Linked DNA regions of Homo sapiens: region 2 is linked to region 1. A link is an interaction called in ENCODE POLR2A ChIA-PET data of the cell type or tissue named here. Cell type or tissue: Panc1. All regions are shown on one strand.

What was found. ChIA-PET counts read pairs that join two places held together with the same protein. Peaks named below come from ENCODE experiments on the same cell type or tissue, not always from the same donor. Only the 100,000 strongest peaks of a DNase experiment are listed, where the experiment ranks them.
Region 2: POLR2A ChIA-PET joins it to region 1 with 10 read pairs; 5 of 35 experiments call an interaction of 5 or more read pairs at or near these places.

What each region holds. Positions count from the first base shown.
Region 1 is chr3:158,123,207-158,131,206 of GRCh38, reverse strand. RSRC1 (arginine and serine rich coiled-coil 1) reads right to left here. Exons shown (of 10, transcript NM_001271838.2): 3 at 7,216-7,341. Among named protein-coding and RNA genes, the nearest start is that of RSRC1, 17 kb to the right of the region's middle. In Panc1, no CTCF peak of the experiment used is centred here; no DNase peak of the experiment used is centred here.
Region 2 is chr3:158,655,790-158,663,789 of GRCh38, reverse strand. It overlaps GFM1 (G elongation factor mitochondrial 1), which reads right to left. Exons shown (of 18, transcript NM_024996.7): 9 at 4,731-4,868; 10 at 2,815-2,916; 11 at 1,106-1,162. Among named protein-coding and RNA genes, the nearest start is that of LXN, 13 kb to the left of the region's middle. In Panc1, CTCF peaks have their summits at 3,648 and 3,934 (motif pointing left); a DNase peak (open chromatin) is centred at 3,889; H3K27ac peaks cover 4,209 bases.

The sequences.
Region 1 (8,000 bases):
AGTTAATATATATTTAAAAGCACATGTACCCTAGAACTTAAAGTATAATAAAAATATATATATAAACAAAAAATTATTAAAGACAAAAATAAAAAAATTTAAAAAATTAACGCCAAAGACTGAATACTTTCCTCCTAAGATAGGAAAAAAGGCAAGTTTGCCCACGTTCATCACTTTTCTTCAGCATAGAAGTAGATCCTAGACACTGCAATGAGCCGAGAAAACTACAGAAATAGCAAACAATTCTAAAAAGATGTAAAACTCAGTTTTCAGGTAATTAATTGTTTTCATGGAAAATCTTAAGCTATCTTCAGAATATCTGCTAGAGCTAATAAGAGTGGAAAGGTTACAGGATACAAACTAAACATACAAAAATATGTAAAATATAAAAGGTACAAAACATATACAACATGTACAAAATTACTTATATTTCTACATACACTAATCCAAAAATCCAAAATACTCCAAACTCTGAAACTTTCTGAGTGCCAGAATGATGCCACAAGTGGAAAATCCCATATCTGAGACCTTTGCTTTCTGATGGTTTAATATACACAAACTTTGTTTCATACACAAAATAATTTAAAATACTACTTAAAATTATTCAGGCTACATGTATAAGGTATACATGAAACATAAATTTTGTGTTTAGACTTGGGTGTTATCCCCAAGATATCTCATTATGTATATGTAAATATTACAAAATCTGAAAAAATCCAAAATCCAAAACACTTTAGGTCCCAAGTATTTCAGATAAGGAATATTCAACCTGTACTCAACAAATAAATGGAAAATAAAATGTTAAAATAATTCCATTTTCAATAGTGTCAAAAAGTGTGGAAATAAATTTAACAAAATATGTATGCTATAGACTGAATGTTTGTGTCCTCAAAAATTCATATGCTGAAACCCTAATGACCAATGTGATAGTATCTGAAGATGGGTCTGGTGGGAGGTAATTAGGTCATGAGAGTGGAGCCCTCATGACAGGATTCATGGCCTTCTAAGAAGAGACAAGAGAGAATTTGCTTCCTCTCTATGATCTCCAAAATGTAACATGGGACACAAGAAGAAGACAGCCATCTGTCAACCTAAAAGAGGGCCCTCACCAGAACTAGACCATGCTGTCACCCTGATCTCTAACCTCCCAGGCACCAGAACTGTAAGAAATGTATTTATGTTGTTTAAGTCACACAGTATCTTGTCACAGCTGCCCTAACTGTGTAAAACCACTATAATGAAAACTACATAACATTGTTTGGAGAAACTAAAGAAAAGCAAAATAAATGGAGAGATACAACATGTTCATAAAATAAAACATTCTATGATGTCAATACTCCTATTCTACTGATTCAATAAACATCCAATCAAAGTCCCAGCAAGCTTTTGACAAAATTGTCAAGTTGATTCTAAAATTTATATGAAAATGTAAACAATAACACCTAACTTTAAGACTTACTATAGAACCAAAGTAATCAAAATTGTCTAAGACTAGTATAAAAACAGACAAAGGAATGGAACCAAATAAACAATCCAGAAATAGAGTCACATTCGTATAGTTAGCTGGTTTTCGACAGAGGTACCAAGACTACTCAGTAAGAAAATAGGGCTAGACTGGCCAGGCGCGGTGGCTTATGCTTGTAATCCCAGCACTCTGGGAGGCCAAGGCGGGCGGATCACTTGAGGTCAGGAGTTCAAGACCAGCCTGGCCAACATGGTGAAACCCCATCTCTCCAAAAATTACAAAAATTAGCTGGACGTGGTGGTGGGCACCTGTAATCCCAGCTACCCGGGAGGCTGAGGCACGAGAATCACTTGAACCCAGGAGGCAGAGGTTGCAGTGAGATGAGAATTGCGTCACTATACTCTAGTCTCGGCAATAGAGACTCAGTCTCAAAAAAAAAAAAAAAAAAAAAAAGAAAGAAAGAAATGTTCCTAGATCTCCGTATGAAGAAAATAATTGAACCTAACCCCCTATCTCATATGATACACAAAAATTAATTTGAATCATCAGGCAAACCCCAAAGTAACTGCTACAGAAAAAAACCACTGAGAGATGCTAAAGTTAGTAAGTGAAAGGTTGAGGAGATGCGCAGAATACTTATAGTTAGAAAATATCTCTCCCAAGATATCTATCAACTACAAAAGGAAAGATAGTAACTTCACAGGCGAAACCTGGCACCTTAACTACACGATCAAGGTTAACACCACTATGACATAGCAGTATCACAGACCCCTTGATATGATGCAATAAAAAGTACACAATGTCATTTCTCTCGTATTCTTGCCAAAAATGCATAGCTCACTCTAATCACGAGAAAACATCACACAAACTCAGGCTGAGGGGCAATCTACAAAATAAACACCATTATTCCTCAAAAGTGCCAAAGTCATGAAAGACAAGCACAGACTCATCTTTGGATGAGGAACTCTCGTAGACTGGAGGAGACTAAGAAGAGATTAACAACTAAATGCAATATAGAATCCTGGATTGGATCCTGGAGCAGAAAAAGAACGTTATGAGAAAACTGATAAGATTTATAATCTAGTTACTAGAACTGTATCAATGTTAATGTCCTGCTTTCGATTACTGTACCAGGTGAGGTGATATGAGGGGTATAAGGAAATTCTGTATTATTTTTTACAGCTTTTCTGTTAGTCTAAAATTAGTTTAAAATAAAGGTTAGAAAGAGCCTGTAAGAAACAAAAAAAGTTAACTTGAGAATGATGATGGCAAGATGGCAGTATAGGAAATCCCAGCCCTCATTCCCCCAAGAAAGACACTGATAAAACAATATACAAACCAAAATACCTATATGGAACTTCAAAAAACAGTTAAGAAGTTGCAGTACTCCGGGCAAGCGCAAAGCCAAGTACAACCTCACTGAAATAATTAAGAACCATTTTACTTTACCTGTCCCTAAGGCCAGCAAATCTCCATTCAGCTCATGGCTTTTAGGGTAACGGACTGGGGAAAAGAGAAGCATGGAATGTAAGTCCAACATTCTGACTTTTCTGAGGGCCACCCAAGGGATGGGTTTCTGTCTTGCCTGGAGCACTAATGGAAACAGCACAGGTTAGATTTCTGGGTGCCAACAAAAGCAAAAGAGAACAGAAACAGATTGCTATGGCACCAGAGGGCCAGCAGTACCAAAGACAGAGACTGGGATGACTCAGCACCATTGAGAAAAGACATCCAACTTGTTTCTTCGTCAGAAGTGAGAGAGAAGAGTGAAGTACATGCTTCAAATATTCCAGCATTTTGGAGAGGTGCCAGAGGGAATGATATCTCTCACCTGCTAAATGGTGCTGATGAGGAAGCTGGCATATATTGAAAAAAGCTGGTTGGTGAAGGACTTTCCCCATAAGAAGCCAGTCCATAAAGACTAGGAAAGGCAGCTGTTTTTTAAAATTGCATAAAAACTCAGCCAAAAAAAAAAAAAAAAAAAACCACAAAGCAGTCAAAGAAAGAAGGAAACCTAGCCCAATCAAAGGAACCAAATAAATTGCCAGAAACCACCTCAAAGAAACTGAGATCTGTAAATTACCTGACAAAGAAATAAAAACAGTTGTCTTAAAGCTCAATGATCCAAAAAAGAACACAGATGCACAACTAAATGAAGTCAAGAGAACAAAGTATAAACAAAATCAAGACTATCAACAAAGAGAAATTACATAAAAAAAAAGCAAAAATGCTAATGCCAAAGAATACAATAGCTGAATTGAAAAATTCACTAGAGAGGTTCAGTAGCAAACGCAGTCAAGCAGAAGAATAAAATCAGAAAACACAAAGAAAGGTCAATTCAAAATTATTGAGTCAGGGAAGCAAACAAGAAAAAGAATAAAGAAAAGTGAAGGAAGCCTAAGGGACTATAAGACATCATTAAACAGACCAATATACGTATTATGGAGTTATAGAAGAAGATAGAGAAAGAAACAGAGAGTTTACTGTGGAGTTAAGAAGAAGAAACAGAAATGAACAGAGAGCTTATTTGAAGACATAATGGCTAAAAAATTCCCAAATCTGAGAAAACAAATAGGCACCCAAATTTAAGAAGTTCAAAAGACTTCATCCTTTCACTTCAAGAGTGAAGTAAAAGAGGCCCACATAGACACATTATAATCTAATTAACAAAAGTTAAAGGCAAAGAGAGAATCTTGAAAGCAGCAAGAGAAAAGTAAATCGTCATACACAAGGGAGCTTTCATAAGATTTCAGCAATTTTGCAGAGGAAACATTACAAGCCAGAAAGGAATCAGGTGATATATTCAAAGTGCTGAAAGCAAAAAACAAAAACAAAAACAAAAACAAAAACAAAAACAAAAACAAAAAAAACCCTGTCAATCAAGAACACTATATCAAGCAAAATTGTTCTACAAGAACAAAAGACAAATCAAATCTTTCCCAGATAAACAAAAGCTAAGGGAGTTCTTCACTACCAGACCTGCCTTACAAGAAATACTAAGAGGAGTCCTGCAAGTGGAAATGAAATGACACTAGACAGCAACACAAAAGTACATGAAAACATAAAGCTCACTGGTAAAGGTAAATATATACACAAGTACAGAGTACACTAACACTGTAATGGTGGTATGTAAAACATTTTTAATTCAGATATAGAATTGAAAAGATGACAGTATAAAAAATAACTAACTATAAGCTATATTAATGGATACAATAAGATGTAAACTGTGATATCAATAACATAAAATAGAAGTGGAGAAACATACAAGAGCAGTATTTTTGTATAAAGTCAAAGGTTATTACCAACTTAAAAGACAATGTTTTGTGTAAGCCTCATGGCAACCACAAAGAAAATACCTATAGAACATATACAAAATAAAATCAGAAAAAAAATCATAGCATGTCAATACAAAAATCAACAAAACAAAAAGGAAGGCAGCAGGAGACATGAGAGACAAAATAGCTATAAGGCAGAAAACAATCAACAAAATGGCAACAGTAAGTCCTTCCCCATCAGTAATTATTGTAAATGTAACTGGATTAAACTCCCCAAACAAAACACACAAAAGTAGCTGAATGAATTTTTCAAAACACACACTCATACACACAAAATACAATTACAGTATATGCTGTTTACAAAAGATGTGCCTTAGATGTAAAGACACACATATACTGAAAAAGATGAAAAAGATAATCCATACAAATGGTACAAAAAAAGAGCAGAAGTGGCCATACTTACACAAGACAAAATAGACTTTAAGTCAAAGACTGTCACAAGAAAAAAAGAAAATTATATAATGATAAATGGGTCATTATTCTGGAATATATAACAATTATATATATATGCACCTAACACCAGAGCACTCAAATATATAAAGTAAACATTGCCAGAATGGAAGGGAGAAGTATTTAGTAACATAGTAATAGTAGGGTATTTCAATAATCCACTTTCAATAATGGACAGAAAAATAAGACATAAGAGGACCTGAACAACACTACAGATGAATTAGACCTAACATAAATACACAGAACACTCCACACAACAGCAGCAAAATATGCATTCTTCTCAAGTGTACATGGAACATTCTCCACGACAGATTTCATGTTAGGCCACAAAACAAGTCTTAACAAATTTAATAAGACCGAAATCATAGCAAGTATCTTTTCGAAACACAAAGAAATGAAACTAGACATCAATAGCAGTAGAAAAATCAGAAAATCCACAAATATGTAGAAATTAAACTACACACTCTTGAACAACCAAATACACCAAAGAAGAAATCATAAGAGAAATTAGAAAATACCTTTAAACAAATGAAAACACAAACACACATAGTAAAACTTAAGAGAAACAGCAAAAGCAATACTGAAAGGAAAGTTTTAGCATGAACACCTACATTTAAGAAAAAAAGAAAAGTCTCATATCATACTTAATACTTCAAGGAACTAAATAAAGAACAAATTAAACCAAAAATTATCCAAAGAAAGAAAATAAAAATGATTAGAGAAAAAAATAAATAAAATAGAGAACAGAAAGACTTTAGAAAAAAATCAACAAAACTAAGAGTTTTTTGAAAAACAACAACAAAATTAACAAGTACTTAGTTAGATTAAGAAAAAATGAGGCCGGGCAAGGTAGATCATACCTATAATGCCAGCACTTTGGAAGGATAAGGTGGGAGGACCAGTTGACACCAGGAGTTGGAGACTAGCCTGGGCAATATGGTAAGACTGATTTCTACAAAACATATTTTAAAAAGTCAGCCAGGCCTGGTGGTGTATGCTTGTATTTCTAGCCACTTAGGAGACTGAGGTGAGAAGATCATTGAGCCCAGGAGTTTGAGGCTGCAGTGAGCTGACTGCACCAATACACCCAAGCCTAGGTGACAGAGCAACACCTCACCTCCAAAAAAAAAAAAAAAGAAAGAAAGAAAAAGAAAAAATACCAGAAGCGTAATAACTAAAATCAGAAATGAAACAGCAGACATTACAGTTGATGCCACAAACATTGAAAGGATTATAAAAGACTACTAAGAATGCTAATAAACTGGATAACCTAGAAAAAGTGGATAAATTCCTAGAAACATACCACCTACCAAGACTGAATCATGAAGGAAGAGAAAATCTTAACAGACGTATAACTAACAAGGAGATTGAATCAGTAAGCAAAAACCTTCTAACAAAGAAAAGCCCAGGAGCAGATAGCTTCACTGCAGAATTCCACCAAACATTTAAAAAGAAATTAATGTCAATCCTTTTCAAAATCTTCCAAAAAAACTGAAAAGGAGGGAGTACTTCCAAACTCATTTTATCAGGCCAGCATTACTCTGATACCAATGCCAGACAAATATATTACAAGAAAACTGCAAGCCATAAGTCCCTGATGAATACTGACGCAAAAATCCTTAACAAAATACTAGTAAACTCATGTCTGGGGAACGCACGTGCTACCACCACCGGGCTGAAAAAAAGAAACCCAATCTAGCCTACTGGACAATGAGAAGCCACGTACACCCCGGCCAATAGCCAGAACCAAATGCAAGATATATGAGTGAGGCCACATTAGACCATCCAGTTCCAATCAAGCTATCAGATGACTAACTGCATGAATGACCCCAGGTGAGAAAAAAATAAGTGCCAGCTAAGCTCAATCAAAATTATATAATTATAAGAAAATAAATGATTGTTGCTTTACATCGCTGAATTTGGGAATAATTTGTTACAAAGCAATAAATACTTAATAAGGCATACCTTCTTGTTCTGCTTTTTGACCTAGACCTCTGAACTCTATAGGATTTCCCTCGACCCCTTGAACGACTTCGACTTCGTTTCCTTCTGGAGCCATAAGAAGAGCTACTGCTTGATCGATGCCTGCGTCTGAAATAAAATATAATCAAAGATCACTGCTATAAAAATTTTTATTATGAGCATTAAGGAAAAACCTTCTAGATTCTAAAGAATCATCTGATTTTTACTGTCTCACTGTTTCCTGGAAGCAAACAGAGATAAATTAAAATGTTATTTCTCTTGAACAGTCATATGACTGGTTCATAACTTAGTGATTGGATCAGTACTAATTAAGGTATTAAGGGTCTTAGAATCTTTCCAAATATCATCAGATTATATGGTATGAAAACTAAACCAAGGCCAGGCTCAGTAGCTCATGCCTGTAATCCCAACATGTTGGGAGGCCGAGGCAGGAGGATCGCTTGAGGCCAAGAATTCGATACCAGCTTGGGCAACACAGCAAGGCCAAGTCTCCACAAAAAATAAAAATAAAAAAACTTAGCTAGGCATGGTGGCACATGCCTCTAGTACTAGCTATTCAGGAAGCTGAGGTGGGAGGATCCCTTGAGTCCAAAAGATATGACTGCACCGCTGCACTCCCGCCTGAGTGACAGAGCAAGATCTTGTCTCTAAAAAAATTTAAAATTAAGGCCAGGCACGGTGGCTCACGCCTGTAATCCCAACATTTTGGGAGGCTGAGGAGGGCAGATCACCTGAGGTCAGGAGTTCAAGACCAGCCTGACCAACAT
Region 2 (8,000 bases), 530 kb before region 1:
TTGATTTCCCTCCTTATTGTAAATTATCAACAGTTAAATGCCTTAAATAAACTCTGAATTTAGGAATGAAGAAGCATAATACATAAGCATAAGTTCTAACCTTGCATACTTCCAAAGAGAAAAGCAAGCAATTTTAACAATGTACTTGGAATAAACTATGGCATCCTACTGAGGTTAAGATGTAAGGTTCACCTTTCCTCAAATTCCTGAGAAAATGGAGAAATTTAATATTTCCTGCCACCTCAATTTTCTCTTTTCTATATTGAGAAAAGGTCTGGAAAATCCCAAGGTTCCTCAAAATAGATGTAGTAGTAGCAGCTGTTAGTGATATTATCACACGTGACAATTCATCAGAGTATGTTTTGTAATAAGTTCTGTATAACAAATCATAAAAAGTTCACTCAATGTATGAATAAGTGAATTTCAATATACCACATTAACATGATTGTTATGAATGCCAAGGCAACTTAAGAACTAAAAAGTTATGGTTTGAGATCAGACTAATTCCCATGGCAAAGAATGAAAATGCAAAACCTAATCATGCAATTTTGGATTTATTAAAAGCTAAATTACATCAAACCCAATTATAAAACTATAAAGTATAAAATTATCTTAAAAAATATTTCAAAGTGGAAAAAAGTCTTATTTACAGGCTTTCCATGCAATACTCAGACATTTACCTCATAACTACCAGAAAACCTAGAGCTATTTTATAACCCATGAGTCAATTAATCAGTTCAACATTCTAAAGTACTTTATAGTGGGGTTTTACTACAACTTAGGAGAAGTGCCCGATTCCCCTTTTCCAATTGTGTATGATCTGAATCCGGGAAGTTACACTTAACACTCTGAAGCCAACAATATAGTAAAGAGTTATAAAGTACAGTCAGGTGAATATTTTAATACCATCCATTTCTTCAAATATACTGAGGAGTTATCATTAGAAACAGACTGGTAAATTTAAAAAGAAGATCTCAATACCAACAGAGGAAATAGAGACCATAAGACTGCTGGTTATTACAAGATATCAAGTGCATTGTAGAGATAGATGAAAAAGAGCTCAAGTTTTAATTGTGATATACTGAGCTTTAAATCAAACTCCTACCTTGTTAGAAGGCTTCATTGCTATTGAAATGACAGGATCAGGAACATGAATTGACTCCTAAAATATTTTTTAAAAGAAAACAGAAGAATTAAAAAACAGACCCATATGGGTCAGGGATAGATTAATTTTAATGTGCCACTTTACAACAGAACAAAGGATAAATAGTAGCCTATGTCTTTAGGCTAGACAACATATATCTTGATCTGTTTTGCATTAAATAAGTACATTAATACAACATATTAATAAATAAATAAAGCTATCTACTTATATAGGTTCCTCCTTCCCAAAATAAAATTAATGAATGTATTTATTGCCCTGTTTAACATAATCACTACAATTAATCCAAATACTGAGATGTGAAATTCTTATTGCTTGGTGGCTGTTGCAATCTTCTAAGTTATTTTATTTAATCAAAATATAATACAATTACTGATAAGGCAAACAGAGAAAGGGCACCAAATTCTTCATACCCATGACACCTCATTTAATGAATTACAACTCTGAGAAGCAGGTATTATCCCCATTTTACGAATGCAGTCACTAAAGGCTTGGAAATAAGGTAAAACAAATTGGCTAAGGGCCAGTAGGTAGTATAGGGCAAAGGTGAGACTCTAACCAAGGCCTGTTTGTTTCAATGCCTTGGTAAGCACTTCCCACAACTACCAATCACTTCATGTTGCTAATGACCAGTACTTAGAGAAGGCCTTATCAATAATACTTAGAAAACATTCCTTTTATCTAGATCTCAAACAAAAATTGTATAGATTTATGTTTTTTTTGTAGTGTCTTAAATCAACAGGTAATAATATACACATTAGAGGATACTACAGATAAAAAAACTAAACTATAAAATCATGAATTCATCATTAGATAGCAGGAAGTATTACAGTGCTATTCTGTTAGAGTTGGGTCAGTACTTATGTAAATGACCCACTGCAAATTACCTGTCACCCTATGTACTCATCATACTCTTTCTTTACTGAATTCATAAAAGAGATCACTCTCATAAACAGATGGTCATAATGTAAGAGAGTTTGCTCTCCTACAGAGGCAAAAAAGGTGAGTGAGTGAAGGGAATTCAAAGGCAGGAGCTACCTGTGCATGCTCTTCCCTCAGAATCCCTCAATGATAAAAAGGGACTTCTGAGTTCCAAAGGGCAGGCTATTTATATAAGTCAGACTCTGTAGTTGCATATTGCCTATTGCCTTCTGAGCCTGGTTATGTTCTGTTATCCCAAGTCTAGTCTAAATGTTACAGTCTGGTCTCAAAAGGGATTGAGGGAACAGTATACTTTCTGGCTACTGAGTTAATAAGGAAGTAGCACTCCACTGAAACTAGCTTGATGTTAGTGGTAACAATTAGAAATGCACCCCAAGTGTGGAAGCAGGTCTCAGGGTGGAGGAATCAGAGCCACACTGTCCAGGTACCATCTGGTGGAGATATTTCCTCCTTGCTAAACTTGGGAGGATTGTGGATCCTCCAAGTTTTCCTTTTTACTATGAAAAACCAGGTAAGTTAGCTTACAGAGCACTTGTCTAATTGACATTCAAAGAGCTATAACCAACATTCAAAGAGCCACAACTAACTTGATGACTGTGGTACTCAACGAAAACTTCTGTGGTTGTTTTTCTGAAGTATTAAATGCACTACATAAAAACACAGACTTTTAAAATTCTAGTGATAAGTAGCTTTGAAATTAAATGGCTTACCATAGAAAGGCCGCTGTTGGCTTTGTCTGTGAATGTGTCTCCACTAGCACAGTCAATGCCAAACAATGCACAGATGTCTCCGGCATATACTTCCTCAACATCCTAAAAAAACAAATAACACAAAATTATATTTGCAAGTAATACAAATAAAGATGTGGTAACTAAAAAGTAAACTGTACAGTACACACATTGTATATAAAAAAGCGTGGCAGAATCTCTCTGCTTGAATTCTATAGTGAATTAGCTAGAACCAATACAATAATCAACCATGCTAAGACGTATTTTTAAAAGGCCTTCATTTAAACCATATATCAATAGACAAGATTTTACTTTAAACAGAAAACTCATTACTTGAAGGAGCTGCAGTACTAACAACACAGTGCCTCAAGGTTCTAAAGTTATTTCTATGGAATTAAAAGGCATGTACTGGCGGGGCATGGTGTCTCATGCCTGTAATCACAGCACTTTGGGAGGCCGAGGCGAGTGGATCACCTGAGGTCAGGAGTTCAAGACCAGCCTGTCCAACATGGTGAAACCCTGTCTCTACTGAAAATACAAAAAATTAGCCAGGGATGGTGGTGGGTGCCTGTAATCCCAGCTACAAGGGAGGCTGAGGCAGCAGAGTCGCTTGAACCCAGGAGGCGGAGGTTGCAGTGAGCCGAGATCGCGCCACTGCACTCCAGCCTGGGAGACAAGAGCAAAACTCCATCTCAAAAAAAAAAAAAAAGGCATGTACTATATATGTTGCCGCAGTTAGACAATGAGATTGTGTATGACAGAGATCTACTCTGTCATACATACTCTTCCTTTACAGGAAACCTGTAAAGGAAGTTTTGAAAACAAAGGTAGGAGAATGGAGCCCACTGTACTAAAAATAATTTTAATTTCTCACAGATGCAAGCAGTCAAGAAAACACAGGAAATCTAAGAACAAAGCATTGGTGCCTCCAAGCTTCCTAGTTTTTGTCGTTTTACATTGACAGTTCATTCACAACAGCTGTGGCTGTGAGTAAGCATGTCTTTCTTTAATGGTGACACAGCTGTACAAATCTTCCAGCTTCTGGTCCATGAAACAGCTATGACAATCACTTAGCCTGCCCCCTGCTGCCTATCTCACAAAACAGCAACGCTGTCGGGTTTTCAGACTGACAATTCCTCTTCTAGAAGAAACAAAAGTTATGGCTACCAAAAAATTCGTTAAGATTTTGCTTCAACTGATAAATTTCTCCAGGAATATATAGATGGATTGGGAGAGGGTGGGGGTAGGGGACAAATTCAGGCACTCAGTATTCCTTCCAAGGCCTAACCATAAGGACTACAGAAGGCTACAGCAGATTCCAAGCCAGCTCAAGAATTCAAGGCGTAAGTCAAAGTTTATCTCCCAGATCAGCCCTTGAAGCTTTTAAATCTTCAGGTGGATTCTGGCCCCAATATGGTCCTGCAGTGGGTTCTACAACAGGAATAGAAGCTCTAGGGTTAAACAGGGCTTTTGTGCCTGCCGTATTTCAGAAGGTAAATAAAACAATGTGGAAAACTGTGTAAATTTATTATTCTCTTATCTTTAAGAATCACAGTTCCACAGTCTTAAATGCCTATTACATTTTTTGTAATAATAGTTCTTGAGGAAAGTGCTGAATCTTGTATTCTGAGTGTTGGGGAACTGTCTCTTTCCTTAACCTTGGCCCTTGAGAAAATATAGCTAATTCACAACTAGCGGTATTAAAAAAAATGAGTTAACAACTGCTAATTTATCCTATAGCAAAGTGCTAGATCAGAGCTACAACACATTTAAGTAGAAAGAAACTAGAAACATATATTTAACCAGAATTAATTTTCTAGTGGGGCTCAGGATACCAAGAAGGGTCTATTTCACCCACATCAGAGGAATTTCTAATCTCACAATGACTCTGTACTTGCCTCCATCATGTCGGCATGCATGCGAGCCAGCCGTTGCAACCGTACTTTCTTTCTTGTCCTTGTGTTATAGATGGTGTCACCCTTCTTTAGCTCTCCCTGATAACTGCGAACATAAGTTAATTGTCCAAATCGACCTACCTAGAAGTCAAGATTGGGTAAGGGCAGGAAGAATAAAAAGAAACATAATAATCAAAGTATTGAGGAAAGCTTCATAACTCCCTCCAAGTATTCTCTACCAATTTTAGTAATCTATCTTACATATTTCAGTTTATTGTCATAAACTAATACTAGCTTTGAACACAGATAAGATAAATGGCTGTTATTCATCAATCCTTTTGGTATCACAATCTAAGACATTTCTGTTTCCTTTGAAATAAGCTATTACATTAGAACAAAATTTTTAAGTTGTTTACATAATAAGGAAGTATCTTTTGCCTTCTAACATTTCATAAGTTTAATACAATAAGATATAAAACAAAAAAAAGGTATACTTGGAAAAACAACAAAGATACTATTAGAAACAGTAGGTGTGTGCTATACATCTAAAACACAATCTCTGACAATCACGTGGAAAATTATGTGAGTAAGAGTTCTGTGGCTGGGCTGGTCGCTCAGGCCTGTAATCCCAGCACTCTGGGAGGCAGAGGCGAGCGGATCACCTGAGGTCAGGAGTTCAAGACCAGCCTGGCCAACATGGCAAAACCCCACCTCTACTAAAAATACAAAAATCAGCCAGACGTGGTGGCACACCTATAATCCCAGCTACTCGGGAAGCTGAGGCAGGAAAATTGCTTAAACCCAGGAGGCGGAGGTTGCAGTGAGCCGAGATCGCACCACTGCACTCCAACCTGGGCAACAGAATAGGTGAGACTCTGTCTCAAAAAAAAAAAAAAAAAAAAAAAGAGTTCTGTGAAGTGATTGAATATACTAGCAGTGACCAATTAACATATATTTAACAGTTCCCAGTTCTTACCATGTTAATTATAGGCTTAACAAAATAGCAATCGAAATCCCAACAGGAAATTTTAAACATGATTAGTGATTTTAAAATTCATTCAGAGGAATAAATAGGTAAAAACAGAAATTTTTCAAAAACTATGGTAATAAGATAAAACTAACCCTGACAGATATAAAAACATATTAAAATGCTTGAAACTCAGAAAATTCAGAACCAGCACAAATTAGACTAAACACCCCACAGAGTACAGTATAAAAATCTAAAGTATAAAATATATTTGTCAATAGATGATAAAGAAACATGACAAATCAATGGAAAAGGAAGAAAGGATTGTGCATAAAGTACTAACTGGACAACTGATACTCTATTTGGAGGCAGAGGAGATACATTTAGATCCTACCCACTAAAACAAATTCCAGTTGAATTAATGATGGGGAAAGAAAAAAAACATAAAGAAGTAGAAGGAACGAAAGTAAATATTAACAAAATATATACAAATAAAAGGTTGCTAAGGTTAAAAATTAATGAATGACTAAACAGAAAGACTGACATATTCGACTATACAAACTTTAAAGCACTGATTGCTTTTAAAAATCAAAATTTATTTCATCAAGATAAAAGATTACAATAGAATTCTTCATTTGTTAAATCAGTAATGATTTTTAAACAATACTCAATGATGATATTCATTGAAATAATCCAATACATTAATTTGGAGAGTATGAACGCAATCTGGCAATATAAACCATTAACTATGAAAACATTCTATGCCTTTAACTCAATAATCACTATTCTGGGAATCCTAAGAAAATATTCTTATATATGTATTTTTAAAAGCTTTATGTGTAAATACTTTTACTGTAATGTTATTTCCACTTTTTAATTAAAAAAATTTTCCCCTCATTTTGGAGGTAATAAATATACTGTAAAATATTTTTAAAGTAAGAAAAAGCCCCCAAAATATAATCCCATCCCAGAAATAACCACTCTTAACACTTCCAACTTATCTACCATTTTTCCCCACTTAAAATATTATGTACAGAAGCAACAGCATTTCAACAAAAAGCCCATCCAGTCCCCAAATCTTGGTTTCTAATACCATTTTACTTAAAAAGGAACCAGTGCTCCTTGGAGAACGGCTGATTCTAGGGTTAGGGCATGGAATATACAAGATAAGCCTGAGGCGTCTTGTAGTGCCAGCAAGTAAGGAAGTATTCAAAAAGGCAAAACATTGGAAGATGTTAAAGGAACACAGGAGCCAACTGAGAGTTCCCAATCGCCAAACCCAGCCAATCTGAACAACAAATGACATACTCAAAGTCATAGTTATAACTCAAAGTTCAAAATACATATACGTGAGTCCACGCTGATATTAAATAAGTGATTGTCCAAATAGATAAATAAGCAGGGAAGAAAGACAAATCTCCCTTTCAGAAGAATTCCAAATAACTTATGTAGATAGTGCCCCCTTCAAGGGGGTGGAACATAATTCCCCCCTCAAGTGTTGGCTGAGCCAAGTGACTTCCTTCTAAAAAGTACACTATGAAAAGGGGAATAAAAAGAGTACAGTAACTTTACAGCAGAGAAACCTGTCAAACACTATCTCAGCCAGGTGTGGTGATTGAGGTTAGCATTAACAATGATAAATCAGCCGGGTGCGGTGGCTCATGCCTGTAATCCCAGCACTTTGGGAGGCCAAGACACTCGGATCACCTGAGGTCAGGAGTTCGAGACCGGCCTGACCAACAGGGAGAAACTATGTCTCTACTAAAAATACAAAATTAGCTGGGCGTGGTGGCGCATGCCTGTAATCCCAGCTACTTGGGAGGCTGAGGCAGGAGACTCGCTTGAACCTGGGAGGTGGAGGCTGCAGCGAGCCGAGATTGTGCCATTGCACTCCAGCCTGGGCAACAAGAGCGAAATCTCATCTCAAAAAAATAAAAATAAAAACAAAAAAAAACAAAAACAATGATAAATCATGCTGCAAGTCTGTACCTTGGATATGATGTGACAAGAATAACACTTCACCTCGATGGCAGTCCTCCTAAAAACACATGACTCCAATCTAATCATGTGAAAAGCATCAAATAATAAACCCAAATTGAGGGACACTCTACAAAAGAGCTGACCAATACTTCTCAAAAATATCAATCTCGTGAGAAACAAGGAAAGTCTAAGAAACTATTACAGCCTAGGAGATCATAAGGAGACATGACAATCAAATATAACGTGGTCCTCTGGATGGGCCTTCTGTGGTCCTTCTGTCTAGTGAGACGGAAAAAGGACCTAGACAAAAACTAAAGAAATTCAAA